Linked DNA regions of Homo sapiens: region 2 is linked to region 1. A link is a loop called in an ENCODE intact Hi-C map of the cell type or tissue named here. Cell type or tissue: heart left ventricle. All regions are shown on one strand. Each heading gives the region's core, and the rest is flanking DNA. Links, peaks and the distances in the headings are about the cores only.

Region 1 (8,347 bases), core at 199-8,198:
AAATGTGAACACACCATTTAGTAATATAAATGGCATAAATTTGCTGTTTTCCTCACAGTTTAGTTTTTAAAACTTTTATTTTGATTTCTGCATTTTGATTTTGTTCTGAGAGTGAAAGATGGATAACAAGTTATATGCACCCACACAGATGACAGCTATGTAGGCTCTTATTTATGAAAGCTTTCTTCCTACTCTTCTCTGCCCTCTCCCTGCTGAGGAAATCCTATTCTCTGAAATGACACCTGGGAGGACCTGGTAGAGAGCATTGCCCAGCAAAGTGGTCTCCCTACCCGCGAGAATGATGGTTGCAGAACTCCACGCCAGACTTTACTGTCAACATGATGAGAAATGAATGGCCAATATCTGACTGAAATAAATGGCCCGCTCCCAGCTCTGTGAAAGCTGATCCTTCTAGTGTACTGTCATTGCTTATCACATTTAGTCCAACCCTGGGTGACGATCAGGAACCCCCTGTACCTGTGGAAACGTCCACCCATCTCAGAAGCATGGAGGTGGCCTCTTAGGCCTCTTATTTCTGTAATTCCAGCAGGCTTAAAAAGATAAAGCGCATGGAGTGTGGAAAGCATATGGATGGTGTCTTTTGGAAAGCAGTGATTATTAAGAATTACAGTGAGCCAATCAGTGTTATGAGAATGAAACGACATGATGGATCGGCAAGGGCTGGAAGAGAGAAGCAGCCTTTTCTCGCGAGCAGGCAGGGCTGTGTTCAACCAGCCATGCAGACAGTGCGCTGCCTCAGGACTTCCTAGGCGAGGCACATCCAGACACCTAATAAACACTTGTTTGCGTGATTTGATTTTTCCCAGAACTTAATCCTGATTTACCAGAGACTTGGAGCACCGCTGTGTGTGAGGTCTCAGGAGATAATTACACACTTGATGTGGTTTAATAAACACCACCATCTGGGCAATATTGGATTCTAATTTTAAAAGCTGTGGTCAACAGGTTTTAAAATATTGTCCCTTCATGATTATGTGGCAGTAACTCATAAAAGGCTAACCTTTATTAGGGAAGACCCAGAGGCAAAAGGGCAAAGGCAGGAAGAGAGACTTTCCTGGAAGAGAAAGATGGTGAACCAAAGAGAAGGGGGCAGCAGGTGGAAGAGGTTAGCGAGGAACCAGCGAGCAGACAGGAACTGGATGCAGAGCCCAGTTGAGTGACAGGGCACAGAGCTTGCTAAGGACTCAGTTGTTCTTGCAGAGGTTCCCTCTCCAAGCAACAGAACCCCAATCTTCATACGACACAGTGGCTGCCCCTCACATCTCCCCAGATTCACATTCGGGACAGAGATGGCCCAAGTCCCAGCCTTTGTCCTCTCCCCTGGAACCTCTCTTCCCTCACAGCAGAGCCTGGGCATTCTCTCCACCTACACAGGGTCACTGTGGATCAGGGAGGTTCAGTCCTTGATCAAGTCATTGCAGCTCCAGGCTTGTCCTACAAGTGATGAAGGTGCTGCAGCTGTCTGAGCTGCATGGTTTTCTTCCCTGTCTGCCATTGCATTTGTACCCAGGACTTCTGGCCAGCTGGCATTGGGTGGGGTTCAAGCCTCAGTATTTTTTTTAAAGGATTCCAGGTAATGAATTCTAATAGGCATCCAGGATCCAAAACCCGTGATGGCTTCAAGAGCTGAGCATTGAGGCGTGATTTTATTTTGATAGGTTTGAGAGGGTGGCAACAACCCATGTTTATCTTCCCAGCACTTGGCTGTAACGTCTGTTGGGCACTTCTGCCTCTCATTCTACTTTATTTGGACATCCATTTCCTTACTCGATTGAGAGCTGCACAAGTTCAGGAAGAGCCACGTGATCTGCATGTCTGCCTTGCACAGTGGCTAGCACAGGAATTTGTACATAGAAGATATAAGGGTGACAAACTGAATCACATGACTCAGTGACATGAGAGGTGCCTTGGGGGACCACAGACCCAAGGAGCAAAGAGACCCTACAGAGGGTGTGAATGATAAGCTCGAAGGTAAACTGAAGTTTGGCTGGGGAGGAGCTTTGACACTAGCAAAGGAAAGAGAGATTTATCCTAAAAATCAGAGTGCTCTAGGGATTCCTAGCCTTAATAGTCACCAAGTATGCTCAGTAAATATGGATTCTGAAGCCCGTCACTGAAAATTCAGACTCAAAAGGTCCAGGATGGGCTCTGGGCATCCATAAATTCTCAAGTGAGTGTTGAGGGTAAACAAGGCTCTGAAGCACTGCCCTGGGCTATGGGAGCTGGGGAGAGCTTCCTGACAGAAGGACACGGCACCTGAGCTCCTGCGGAGCTGGACACAGCTGCAGGTGCCCACAGGGTGGGGTGCGCGACCAGCTGCCCCCTCACCCAGACGCATGGCTCCTGCCAACCTCTCCCAGTGCCCCTCTGCACTGGCAGGAAGGTTGAGTTGCTGCCAATCCATTCAGTCACTCATGAAAATTCAACCTCCTTTTACTGACTTCCTTGCCTCTGAGTTCAGCTTTTCCTCTCTTCTAGTACCAGTTTTTTAAGGACTCCTGGAATTTCCCAGGAGGATCCTCCAATTACAACCCAGCACTTTAGAAATGGGTGTAAGAGGAACGGCAGGGCTCAGCCTCCCAGCCAGACAGGCAGTGAGTGGCTGAGGTGTAAGGAGGGCCTCAGAGATTATTGGGGTGTTTATGCAAAAAGCTGGAGCAAGAATGCCCTAGCAGGAACTAGAGCTGCCTCCATGCCCCTCCCCAGCCCACCCCAGCCACAGACAAAGAAGGTCTTTGTGGGCTTGGTTATTTTTGCCCCACAAATCATCCTGTGTAGAGAGCTGTTTCCTCTGACTTTTTTAAAGGCAGTTTCTAGGTGACTCAGTGTTTAAGTAAAACTGCATTTATTTTAATCAAGGATTAGTCAATATCAGTAATAGATCTTCTGAAACACATCTAATTAAGGAAGGGAGCACGGGAAGGAAAGGGAAGGAAAAGAGAAGAGAAAGGAAGAAACCAAAAGCAGTCTCATTCCTAAACTGCCCCACACACCTTGGGCAGGTCACGTCCCCTCCATGATCTCTCTCTGAGGAAGATGGCCCCAGGATGTGGTCCCCAGTTGCCAGCCTCCAAATCACATGCCCTCTAACTATAAAGCATCAGTTGTCACAGGTGAGGGAATGGGGCAGGGACAAGAGCCAAAACTGCCAAAAAATAAAAATTAAAAAGAAAACCCATCAGGTCCTCACGTAGGCATTGAGATGCGGGACCATGCATAGTGAGGACCCTGACTGTGTGGAAGGCACACACGCTGTGGGATGAGATGCAGAAAATCCCCCTTTTGATTTCTTTATGTAGCAAGTGCCCCAGCTTCACCTCGGGAAATGATCAGCCTCAAAGAAAGGAAAACAGACTACGAGTGCACCGGCAGCAACGCCACCTACCACGGAGCTAAAGGCGAACACACTTCCAGGAAAGATGCCATGACAGGTGAGCGCCCCTCGCGCGCCCCCTCCTGGAACTTGGTGGCTTGACCCGCGACAAGGCAGAGATATGGGACATCAGGCTTCACGGGGCTGGCTGCGCTTGGCTGCTGAGCAGGACTTAGCAGCTGTCCAGTCACTTGAGAGCTTGATAATGATGATTTCCAAGAATTGGGACTAAGAATAGAGGCATAACTAAGATAAAATGTTTTCTACCCATGTTTTATCGGTCCTTTCCTCTTGTTTGCCCAGCTCATAATATTCTTTCAAATTAGAGAGAATATTCCCACATATTTCTTCCTCATTGACATCACCCACTGGGGAGGGGACTCGATGGAGGCAGTGTAGTTAGGCCCTGTGCATTAGGAATGGAGGGAACTGAAAAGAAGGTGGAAGGGGAGGGGAGGGGAGGGGAGGTGGGGAGGGGAATAGAGTGGGGAGGGGAGGAGAGGGGAGTGGGGAGGGGAGGGACGGGGAATGGAAAGAGGAGGGCAGGAGGAGGATTTAAGGGGAACTGCATGAAACTGCTGTTGAGATATTTTCCCCTCTTGCCATGATACAACCTCTTACGTGACATATCCCAAAGAAGCTTCCTTAGAGCTGATGACTGCAGATTCCCTGGGGAGGCATTCATCTTTCACGCTCGTCATCCCTCACGATCTCAGTCACAGCCATTGCCTTCCTTTCTCATCAGCCAAGACTCTATGGAGGCCAGAATTGGTACAGTGGGTATCTGTCTCTGCCCCCTCCACTGTGCCATGCCCAGCCCATCTGATAACAGGGCTTACCCTTAAGTCACTGTATAGTCTGTACGTCTTGTACACTCTGTATATGCTTCTGTTGAGGCACTCACAGCCCCCTCCAAGCTCTCCATACCTCACCCTCTCCCTGGATGGCCCTCCTCCAAGAAGCAGGATGTGGGCTCTGGCTGTAGAGGGAGTTATACCTTAAAAGCAAAGCTGCCGGAGCCCTGAGGACCTTTCAACGGGGACCCCACATCCTCTTTACCACATGGGCATGGAGATGGGTCCCTGCTGAAAATAGGCTATGAGGAAGAGCCTTTAATAGAACAAGGCCATGTTAGAGCATTCATAAAGCTGGGGCGCAAAGGGCGCCGTGCAGACACTGAGACCCTCTTAGGAGAGGAATCTGAAGAGCAGGAGGCAGTTCTCCAGTAGTATTTAGGTGTAGACTGGCAGGGAAGCAGAGCAGACAAATTGGATGATTTATTAAAATGCCTTCCAAACCAGGACAGCGAAGATAAATTTTTCTAATAGCAAATGCATTTACCCCAGCGGCAGTGTTTTCCGTGTTAACTCTGCTCAGCTGCGTAAAGAAAACTATAATAAACGGATGTTTCTTATCCCTGCCCCCAGGAGCACATTCTGCCTCCATGTGCAGACCCTACAAGGGAACACCTCAGCGCTGCTCCTGAGACGTTTCCTGAACGGGAGAACCTAACTCATTACATGGACTCTAGGTTACTATTCACATTCACTGTTTCCCCTTACATGTTGCCGCGTAGATGAACAGGAACAAAGAAAGCTGTGAATCTGAATTCTGAGTCCCTGGAGTCTAGACATTCGGCAGAGGATCCCATTTGTACTGATTATGCTGAGCTAGTCATGACACCAAATTCAACTGACCCTTTCAATGTGCAGTTATCATTGCCCTGGGTAGCCACATCACCAGCTGTCTGGGATGATACACTGAGATTAAGGAACAGTTGTGAGATCGACTGCATTATTATTCAGTTTCATGTTTCTCTTTAACTCTCTTGCCCAAGAGAATCATTCAAAAGGCCTTCAGGTGTGGGTGTGCGTGTTTATGTCAAAACAGTTCCAATGGCACATAATTGTGCCCTGGACTCAAAATAAAATAAAACATAAAATTTACTATGTTTCTGATATTTAATCTTCTTAGAAAATGGCAGGGATCTTGACAATTTCAGTGTATGTAATTCTTCAAACTTATTTAGAGGCTTAAACAGCTTTGCTCTAACTTACTTAAAAATGCAATTCAGGAGTACACTCTCAATCATGTAGCAAGCCAGAAAGAACATTGAGATCTTTATTGAATATTATGTGTATATAGGGAAGTTCCTCTAAAGCCAATGGGTGCTATGTAAACGCCGATTGTTATTATCACAACAATGATGGTGGTGGTGGTGGTAGTGAGGGTGATGGAGGTGATGGTGGGATAGCAGAAGTGAGGATAGTGGTGGTTTGCCACTTTCAGTAGTGGTATGAATAAGTCCCCAGCCAAGCCAGGTGGAAGCCAGTCTTTCACATATTGATGGGGATATTGAGTTTACAACCCCCACCTTGCAGGATGTTAGCAAATGCCCATCATTCCAGGGTTTACTTGCAAAATCAGATTTCTTGTGGCCCCAACATCAAAAGCAATGCTTTTTCTTGTTCAAGAACAAATCTACGGAACATTTAAAGTTCAGTGCATTGAAAGATAACCTGAAAAACTGCCATCTTCCTTGTTTCATTCCCTGCCAAGAAAACATTCCCTCTGATATGAAAACCACAAGGGAAGCTTCATCCCCAAAATGCAGCCTATGAGGGCTGGAAGTGCAAACATCTCTTTGATGGAGCTGTCATCTCTTCTGCTGAGCTCTTAGAAGTTCAGATCCATCTAGGTGTTTATTCCAGGCTTCCCCCACCCTCCTTTTCTGGATTCATTTTCTAGCTTGGATGAAGCCTCATAAAATTCTTCTCTCCTAAGTGTTTCTCTGCCACTGGAGAGCCCTGAGAAATCCAGTTGGCTATTCATTCAGGCATGCCGGCTTCCATAGCGAGTTCTTGCAGCCCTGCATGCCTGGGAACCTCACGTGTTCAGTTCACCTCAAGAAAGGGCTGCAGCATCCCAGCAGCTCCACTGCCTGAGTTTTAAATTCACCTGGAGGTTTTCCCTTCCCATCTGAACTTCCCACATACCCTTTCATCCAATGGTCTGTTTGTTTTTTGTCAGTGTCTTTCTTATGCCATTTATTTATGTATTTATTTATTTATTTATTTATTTATTTATTTATTTTTGAGACGGAGTTTCACTGTGTCGCCCAGGCTGGAGTGCAGTGGCGCAATCTCAGCTCACTGTAACCTCCACCTCCCGGGTTCAAGCAATTCTCCTGCCTCAGCGTTTCGAGTAGCTGGGATTACAGGCACCTGCCACCATGCCCGGCTAATTTTTATATTTTTAGTAGAGACAGGGTTTAACCATGTTGGCCAGGCTGGTCTTGAACTCCTGACATCAAGTGATCTTCCCGCCTCATCCTCTCAAACTGCTGGGATTACAGGCATGAGCCACCACACCCGGCCTCTTATGCCTTTGAAAGTCGTTCTAGTCTTCAATGTGTTGATTCAGTTGGGAATTGGGTATTTGGGGGCTGTTAGAAAAATAGAAAGGCATTCTTCTGTGAGTCCACTATTAGCTCGGTCATATGAGGGCAGAGCCTCTGTGAATTCCTCTGCCTCACGTGTCTGTAAAGGTAATTCAGTCTCAGCTATGGTCTCGTTTAAACGAGTGAGGGGAAAGAACTTCCAGTATTAACATCCTAGGCTCAGAAGCCACAAACTGTGCCTCGTGCTTTTAAGATTCCTCTGGTGAGAGCGTCTCAGTGTCTGTTTATGATTTCACAACAGGGAGGGAGGCCAAGACTGCAATAGTGCAAACGTTCTAAAAAATATATGCATTTAATTCTGAGCAACAGAAAAAACAAAATTTCACCTTATTCCTCAAGTGACATTTTCTATCAGCAAATTATAGCTCTGAAGGCAGATCTATCTAAGGTTTACCCATTTATTCATTCAGCAAATGGGGCACTTACTCTATGGGTGTCCACTGAGGCCAGGTGCTGTGCCAGGTTCTGAGGATACATACGGAGGTAGCAGCAGGACAGACTGTTTCTCTCTCAAGGGCCTTCTGCTCTGGAAGAGGAAGGCAGACAGTACATAAGGTAAACAGTATAACAAGTTCCCAGCAAGATGATACTGCACTGTGTTTAGTAGGAAGAAGAAACTGATCAGGGTAATGAGATGGGGGTGCAGGCGGAAGGGGTTACTTCACTTGACGTGGGAGGAGGAGACATTTGAAGTCTGAGGGAAGCGAGTTCCAGGGAGAAAGATCAGCAAAGACAACCTCACCGAAGCTAAACAAGTTTGGCCCGCTCTGAGGAAGGAGGGTCGGCAAAGCTGGGACTCCTTTAACAGGAGGAGAGGAGGGAGAAATGTGTTAGGATTTTAGGCAGGAAACAAACCTTGCAGGGCCTCATGGCCATAGTGGAGAGCCGTCTCAGGGTGAAGGGCATTGGAGCATTACAAGCAGAGAAAGAGACAGAACCCAACTTGTGTTACAAAGACAGCATTCTAACTGTTGGTAACAGGGTGGATGGAGGAATCAGGCTGGGCAGAGTGGAAGTTGGGCCTTCGAGGAGGATTTGGTAGCAATGGTCCAGAGAGAGATGGTGGTTTGCACCATAATACAGAGACAGGAGTGACATGCATTCAACCAGAGAGGATAACAGAATGGTCTTTAAAATGGAAAAATGGACTTTCGGCTCTCACTTTCTAAGCTGAATTCTCCAGGAGGAATTTTATTGCACAGCTGTAGTGAACTCTTAGGTAAAAAATCATGGGTGGAGTGAACTTAGACCTTGAGAGGTTATACTGACCTTTCTCTTGTGGCCTATAGGTAGAGTGATCCTACTTCATTATCCCCTAAATACTGGAAGCAAACAATGAGCCCTTCCTAGTTTTAGAGTGTTTTATACCCCACTGACACAAGACAGCATTTTCCAAAGCTTTTTTAAAAAAAAATTTATGAATACATAATAGTTGTACTTACTTATGGGGTCCATGTGATTTTTTGATACAAGTATACAGTGTATAACAATCA
Region 2 (8,347 bases), core at 303-8,302, 200 kb before region 1:
TACTAGACCTTTGCAGATAGATAGACTGCAAAAATTTTCTCCCATTCTGTAGGTTGCCTGTTCACTCTGATGATAGTTTCTTTTGCTGTGCAGAAGCTCTTTAGCTTAATTAGATCCCATTTGTCAATTTTTGCTTTTGTGGCAATTGCTTTTGATGTATTCGTCATGAAATCTTTACCCGTGCCTATGTCCTGAATGGTATTGCCTAGGTTTTCTTCTAGGGTTTTTTATAGTTTTGGGTTTTACATTTAAGTCTTTAATCCATCCTGAGTTAATTTTTGTGTAAGGTGTAAGGAAGCGGTCCAGTTTCAATTTTCTGCATATGTCTAGCCAGTTCTCCCAGCACCATTTATTAAATAGGGAGTCCTTTCCCTGTTGCTTGTTTTTGTTAGGTTTGTCAAAGATCAGATGGTTGTAGATGTGCAGTCTTCTTTCTGAGTTCTCTATTCTGTCCCATTTGTCTCTGTTTCTCATAAACAGTCTTTTTAAGGGAGTTGTAGTTAGTTGTGCTATGGTAAGATTAGACTGCTAACATTTATATATGGGTAAGTCAAGCTTAATACCCCTTCTTTATTACCTTTGTCACAGAGTAGGACTTTGCAGATGCCTCTAGAGCCAATATGTCACATTATTTCCTGTGTTTTACATTCTTATTGTTGTCCAATGTGCCTAACCTGAGAATCCAGGTATTCTCTGCATTTCTTTCTTGTGGACCAAGAAGAGATAAGCATACATTTACGAACACCCACACTTACCGGTCATAGTGCTACGTACCGTCCAGTCTATCATTGCCTTGAATACTCCTGAGGTCCTGTGAGGTTGGATGTAAGGGGCATGCTTAAAGTCACAGCTGGTCTGTGGTACTAGTGTAGTCCTTGATTTCCAAAGCCAGTCTGCTTTACACCAGTGATTTTCCAGTTTCTCCAATCATAAGAGTTTCTTTGGAGGCACTTGATAAAACAATACATATTTCTGGACCCTAGATTTTCACGATAATAGCTTGGGAATCCACACATTTAGCAATACCCTCTCGAGGTTCTTAGGATCATGCATGTTTGAGAAACACCACTTTCTACTTTAACAGGACCAACAATTACAGTGGACTGCAGAGGGGTGGAGGATTAGGAGACATGGATGTGTTTTGAGAGACGCCAAAATAATTTGACGCTAATGGTAACTACACTATCCAATGAAAATATATGGCCCGTTTATCACTTTTTTCAAATTAGAATGAATTTGAGGTTACCTCATATTACAGTGTGCTTCCTCAAGTGAGAGAGAAAATAAGTGGAATCGCTTCCACTGGATATAGAAGAAATTTCCTGTATCCCCCTCTGACTTACAGCCAGCAGTAAGCAACTGTTACTGATGGCAGTGTTAACTGGGGTGGAGCTTGCATATATTATAGTCCTTTACTTCCCTATGAAACCTTGTGAAGTTTCATCAGAACCTTCTGTACACCGATCAGAGAGTGTTTTGTGAGCATGATCCATTTTACATTCTGCAGCAGTAAAATGTTGGATGTTCTTGAACCGTCTGAAGTTGCCTTCAGTTTTCACCTCCGTGATCATTAGGGCTGGTGACGTGAGATGTATCTGTGCTTATCTCTAATTACATTTCAGAGCATGCCAAAATTGTATAAAGGCTTAAAGGAAAGTTTTTCTGGGTCTTTGTGCTTTGTTTTGTATTTGCCGAGATTGAAATGTACAGCGCATTTCCATTTGTTAGGTCTGACAATGCATAACTGATTTGTGGCTTTACTTTGCAACTCACGAGTTACAAGTTAATTAGAAACACTTTTCCCTAATTATATTTGAGAGTTTGCTCTATTTGCTCTACAATTATCACAAAAATTACATTAACTAGTGTTAACGAACACAACATAGCAATCCCCACTGGATCCTGGAGGAGAACACCAAATTATATAACGTCTACATCCCTTGCCCAACACCTGGTTTCCTTTCCAACAGATGTTTTTGTTTGTCATTCCTGATGAAACGTTTGAAATAAACTTCCTTTTTGGTTATCCGTTAGAGGATGAAACTCAGCCTAGAGGAGGAGAAGCTTCAGTTTTGCACATGCAAAACTCTTTTCACTTAGCAACTCGCTCTTCCATCATGACGGCTGTTGTCGTTGCCATCATGGCAGCTGTGTACATCAACTGTGTGCCATCCCCAGGGAATGCCCAGAAGAAGAATCTCTGTGAAGTGGTTTCCTAAAATAGGAGCCTGTATCATGAGGCCTGTAATCCCAGAGAAGTCAGGAAATGGGACTGCTTAGAAGGTGACCTTCTTGTCTTCCTTCTTTCTTCTCCAGTTCACAATAGATGCCTGAGCAGCACTACAAGGTTGCTCAGTCAGGGTAGACAAGAGCATATGGAAATGATGTAGATGTGAGCTCTGTTCTCCAGGAGCAGTCCACTGAGTTAGGGAGAGGGAGATAGAGAACTGTTCTATAAGAAAAGCATGGAGAGAGGGCCAGAGGAGCTTAGAGGAGGAAAGAGAAACTTCAGTTGAAGAGATCAAGGAAGACTTTATGAAGAAAGCAACATTTGAAATGGGTTTTAAAGATGCATATGGGTTTGGCGTGCAGGTAATGGGAGCAGGAGAATAAAACATGGGCCACGAAGGTTACAGGGGCAAACTCTCTTTGCATGCTTCTTTAATAAGAATGGATTGAGAACTGAGTCATCCGTGTGCATGCAGGGGTGGGCATGTGTGTTCTTGCACACCTGCTCAGACTAAGGCACAAGCACTCCTGCGCAAAGCAGCTTCCTTCTGCATATCTGCTTGCCACTCTCCTTGCATTGAGTCCGAGTGCTGCGGGTTCAAACAGTCTGGTCTTCTCCTTCCATCCATATTTGCCTTTTAATCTACAATTCTTCTAGAAGTTAAGGGCCTTTGGGTGGAAGGAATAATGAGGAACGTGCTTGATAAGTTTCTACATAACTTGATTCACTTCACACAAAAATTGCTAGGGACACACCCAGAGTCAGCTGTGTCCTCGTTGATGAGACAAAATAATTCCACAGACTATTAATTCACAATAGTGAACAAGGATTAATCTACTATGCAAATGACAGTCGGCCAACTTAAAAGTTAGGACATATTTTCAGGCAATTTAAAAACCATGGAACCTTGAGCATAAAAGCATTCAGTACTTCAAGTACAGCAGTCTATAGCAAACACAGTTAGCACTTAAAATTATGATACATATTAGTTAAAAGAGCTGCTTGCCCTACATAGTATTTGGCTTTCATGCATGTTGGATTTTTTTTTGAGAAAATGGATTTTAATTCATAAGTGCAATTCTGTTTTCAAGTGGCATACCTGCTCTGTTCACAAATTTATTTTCTGAGGCTTATCTGTGCAGTTAATTAAAAGCAAACATAAACATGCGCTCTTATCTGGTTTCCAGATATACTTAACAGTGAACCACATTTGCATTCACAGGTATCAGTAGAAAAAAGGCTACTTTCATTTCTCACATTTTATGTCAAATGATTCTTTTTAGATTAGAAAGAACCATCCCCCATCCTTTATTCTTAAAAATTATTCCCCTCCATCGTTAGTGAGAGGCAGTAATATGCATGGAAATCTAAGACTGCGAGATACTGATTTCAAAGCATTCAGAAACACTTTTATTAACCAAAAGAAGTCTTGGACATTAACTTTAGCGGTTTTTGTTATGTTTCAGTCTTTGCCTTTTAAGTGAGTTTGCAGTTTTGAAGCAGATGTTTAATTTTATATTGGTTCTACGCATGCTTGTGGTAATGAAAGAAAAGAGTTTGAGAGAAAGAGAAAGAGGGAGGGACAGAGAGAGACAGCATGAGCGAGTGAGAAAGAGAGAGAGTACACAAAACTAGGCCAGGCGCGGTGGCTCAAGCCTGTAATCCCAGCACTTTGGGAGGCCGAGGCAATTGGATCACTTGAGGTCAGGGGTTCGAGACCAGCCTGGCCAACATGATAAAACCCTGTCTCTACTAAAAATACAAAAAATTAGCCAGGCACGGTGGCAGGCACCTGTAATCTCAGCTAGTCAGGAGGCTGAGGCAGGAGAATCACTTGAACCCAGGAGGCGGAGGTTGCAGTGAGCTGAGATTGCACCACTGCACTCTAGCCTGGGCAACAGGAGCAAAACTTGGTCTCAAAAAAAAAAAAACCAAAAAAAAAAGAAACTAAATTGATTTGCTCTTCTTTAGCAGTGGGGCCTTAGCTGCTGGGTATCTGTACCCGCTAGCTGGAGAGTGTCGATGCCATCCTCTCTACTTTTGACCTTGGGGCATTTTCTGATCTGTGTAATCACTTATGCACAGCCAATCACGTGCATCCTTTATTAAGGACACGTATGGGTGGAGGGGCATGTTAATATGCCTTACTTTCCATGCCTTTTTCAGGAGACTTCCTAAGGCTTCGTTAAATTAACAGGAGATAGAAATTTGTATTTAACATACAGTTGTAGTTATGAGATGAACATGGATCATTTAGGATTTTCAAGCAGTCTATCAATTTAATAATTTTCTGCAAAACTGCCCTTGCTATTAACTTAGTTATTGAAGTGTATAAACACAGATGTGAAATTTTTTTGTCATGTATAAACTTCACATTGAGCATGGCTAGGTATTTATAATTTGAATCTAATGAAAATGGGATTGAAAAGAAGGAAATGATCAGGTGATCTCAGAAGGGCAACTCTCCCAAAAGCAAACACTATGTCTGATTAGATAAGCCACATGCTTAGTGAATGGAAAGGAATATCTCTAAAATTTGCTGATCCAAACTCCAAATACCAGGATCTTACTAAAATTCCCTTTACCTCCAGGGGGCTCCCTCACCATCTCTAGGTAGCTTTCCTAAAGCTGCTTGCCATTAGGGCTGCAGTGTAATGAAACACAATCTGAGTTGCTATGGAAACAGCTATATCTATGCAAATTACCTTTTAAAAAATCATTAGGCCACAGAAAGTCTGTCAGTCATATGAAATTTGCAAGGACAACAGCCCACAGCTACCCTTGGCATTGCTTCTCCCCATTGACTGTTGCCAGTTTCTTTTGCTGTATCTCTTTTATACAAAGATAGTATTACCCAATCCTTGGGGGACATGGCTAGTAGTAAGAGTTGCGGGTGGGAAGTTGAGGGCGGGAAGTTGAGGGCAATCACCTGCAATTAAGAGTTTTGAAGCCATCGTGGGCAGTGGAAAAGCTACCTAGACATGGATGGGGGAAGAGAGAGGTTGAAGTTGAGGCAAATTTACTTAAAACCAAGTGTCTCACATCCATCCCTCTCCTCCAAAAACTAAGTCACTAACTTTACTTGCACACACAGACATATATATACAGGTGTGCACACTCTTAGATGTGCACACGAAGGTGGGTGCATGCAAACATACCTGTGCAATGTAGGCATACCCACACAGACCAGCACATGCAGGCATGAACATACATGCCCGGGTGTGTGCATGCACACACTACACACGTACACACCACACACATATACCACACACACACTACACACACACCCACACACACATACCCCACACACACCACACGCCCACTCACACCACACACACACCCCATCCACACACACACACCCCATCCACACACACACCACACACACACTCCATCCACACACACCCCACACATACCACACACACCACACACACCCCCCACACACACCCCACACACACCACACATACATCACACACGCCACACACACCCACACACCACACACATACTACACACACACCACACACATACTACACAGATACCACGCACCCCCCCACACACACACCACACACATAGCCTCCACACACACCACACATACACACCACACACATCCATGCACACACGCCACACATAACACACACACACATCCACACACACATGCCACACATACACACACACACCACACGCATTCACCACACACACACCACACAGACACACACACAGACACACACACACACACATACACACATCCACACACACATGCCACACATAACACACACACACACCACACGCATACACCACACACACACCACACAGACACACACACAGACACACACACACACATACACACGGAGCCTCCTGGGTTTTTGGCTATCACACAGCCCTCCCTACCATCCTGCTCTACCAGACGCAGTTCCACACTGGAAGCACTACTATCCCCGACTTCTTTGTGTATCTGTTCTATACACTGGGCTTGGCAGAAGCTTCCACAGTGCTTTTAGAGCTTGCAGTTCTCTCAGCTGGTCACCATGGCTCCCCGGGGCACAGCCTGTGTGCTCTGCTGGTTGTCGCCATCTCACCTGCTGCTTCCCGGGCAAAGTGGCCCCACATGTGTCTACCCTGAGCCCCCAGGAGACTGCAGCTATGAGGTAGTAGGTAAGCCAGAGAGAAAGAATGGCTCACTGCCCCTTGCATTACAATTTGTACTAGAATCCCTGAAGAGCACTTCTTATACCCCAGGCATTACAGAAAGAGCTTTTCCCACCTTAGCCTCTTTCCCGGGAATTGAGACTTGCCTCTCTGTTGCTGGGCTAAGGGCGAGTCAAATAATGGCTCCCACTCCAGTCATTGGGTCCACCCTCCCCGCCACTGCACCCTGCTCCTGGTACCCGCTGGCTGGTTTGCATTCACATCAGTTCCCTCCTAGGAGCTTTTCCTGCCCCACCAGTCAGCCTCTGCCCAGCCTGCCTAACCTGCCCAAACACATCCCAGACCTCAAGTGCACAGACTTGGTTCTTCCCCAGAACCTCCGGGCCCACATACTAGTAGACTCTGTCAGCTCCACATCCTCAGGCAACCGGGAGTGCTCAGCCCTGTCTGAACTCTGAAGAGGACAGAGACATCAACTCAGATGGGAGCCAGCATCCCTGCTACATGGGAACTCTTTATAGGAGTTGCCAGTTGGCATCGTTAGGAGTGATGTATTTCAGTTTGGTTCTCTAAAGAGCCAGATCACATTTTCACTGTTTTCTACGAGGTAGCAGGATCTAGAGTGTGTTGCTCAGCTAAGCCCTAGGGCAAATATGGAAAAGAGATCAGTGTTACAGACCCTGTCCCCAGCAGGATAAGTGAGGTCCTTCTTCACTCTACATCCTGCCTTGGGGGTCAGGGACATGAACAGAGGAGCCCATCTGCTTGCAGGGACCATGATGCTGAGACTCTACAATATGTGAGGCACATAAGCCTTGCTTGTGCTTTCAGTGTGTGAAACTTAAAAGTGAGTTCTCAACCAATCGCTATTATGTTTCTTTCTTTAAATGCTTTAAATATTAACCTAGGACTCTGCTTCCAAAATAACATATTACATTTAAGGCCACATGACCCTTGTATTAGTCTGTTTTCACACTGCTATAAAGAACTTCCTGAGACTGGGTAATTTATAAAGGAAAGAAGTTTAATTAACTCACAGTTCCACATGGCTGAGTAGTCCTCAGGAAACTTACAATCGTAGCGGAAGGCCAAAAGGAAGCATAGTGGAGGAGAGAGAGAGAGAGCGATGCGGGGGAAGTGCCCCACTTTAAAACCACTGGATCTCATGAGAATTCACTCACTATCACAAGAACAGCATGGGGGAAACCACCCCCCATGATGCAGTCACCTCCCACCAGGTCCCTCCCTCAACACATGGGGCTTACAATTCGAGATGAGATTTGGGTGGGGACCCAGAGCAAACCATATCAACCCTGTTTTTATTGCTAGTTACAGAATTAGTGCTCTAGCCTCAGCGATCCCTCAATGAAGGTCATTGCTGTGAGTTATTTCTTCAATGAGCAGAGCCTTTAGTTTATTATTTCCAGCAAATAAAATGTGTGTCATTGTTATCCCCATGTTAGGTTGAGAAGGAAATATTAAAAGGTTAATGTAATAAGCACCAAACCAAAAGTTCTTCCATGTTTACGCAGCATCATTTTGGAATACAAATACCTGCTTTCTCCAAGCCAATTACATATTTTTTTAAATATTATATAATATCCAGGGTTATCTATTCTGAGAGTCATTTAAGCCTTTAATAAGAGGGTTGAGGTGTCAATAGGTCCTCAGCCCTCAAATTTACTAACTTTTAGAAGTGGAGGTCAGAAAATGATTTTTTAAAACCATATCTCTTATAACAAATATATCTCCTATCTCCTTTGTGAAGATAACTAAAAATGGAGACATTATAGAATGTCAGGGTTAGGTACAGATAAATATGTATATTTAGTCCAGGCATAGTGGCTTATGCCTGTAATCCCAGCACTTTGGGAGGCTGAGGTGGGTGGATCATCTGAGGTCAGGAGTTCGAGATAAATATGTATATTTAAAGGCATGGTTCATATTTTCTGTGATAACCTTGTTTTAGGAATA

The links. Peaks named below come from ENCODE experiments on the same cell type or tissue, not always from the same donor. Only the 100,000 strongest peaks of a DNase experiment are listed, where the experiment ranks them.
Region 2: it touches region 1 in a loop (4-fold over the local background); 21 of 110 quality-filtered maps call a loop at or near these places.

What each region holds. Positions count from the first base shown.
Region 1 is chr5:10,983,216-10,991,562 of GRCh38, reverse strand. It overlaps CTNND2 (catenin delta 2), which reads left to right. Exons shown (of 22, transcript NM_001332.4): 20 at 3,321-3,452. LOC105374654 (a long non-coding RNA gene) reads right to left here. Exons shown (of 4, transcript XR_925791.3): 3 at 7,281-7,380; 4 at 4,040-4,147. Among named protein-coding and RNA genes, the nearest start is that of CTD-2154B17.1, 200 kb to the right of the region's middle. RefSeq lists enhancers at 3,207-3,256, 3,465-3,966. In heart left ventricle, for the core only: a CTCF peak has its summit at 3,481 (motif pointing left); a DNase peak (open chromatin) is centred at 3,492; H3K27ac peaks cover 3,385 bases.
Region 2 is chr5:11,179,376-11,187,722 of GRCh38, reverse strand. The region is part of intron 11 of CTNND2 (catenin delta 2); the gene reads left to right. Among named protein-coding and RNA genes, the nearest start is that of CTD-2154B17.1, 400 kb to the right of the region's middle. In heart left ventricle, for the core only: a CTCF peak has its summit at 4,823 (motif pointing right); no DNase peak of the experiment used is centred there.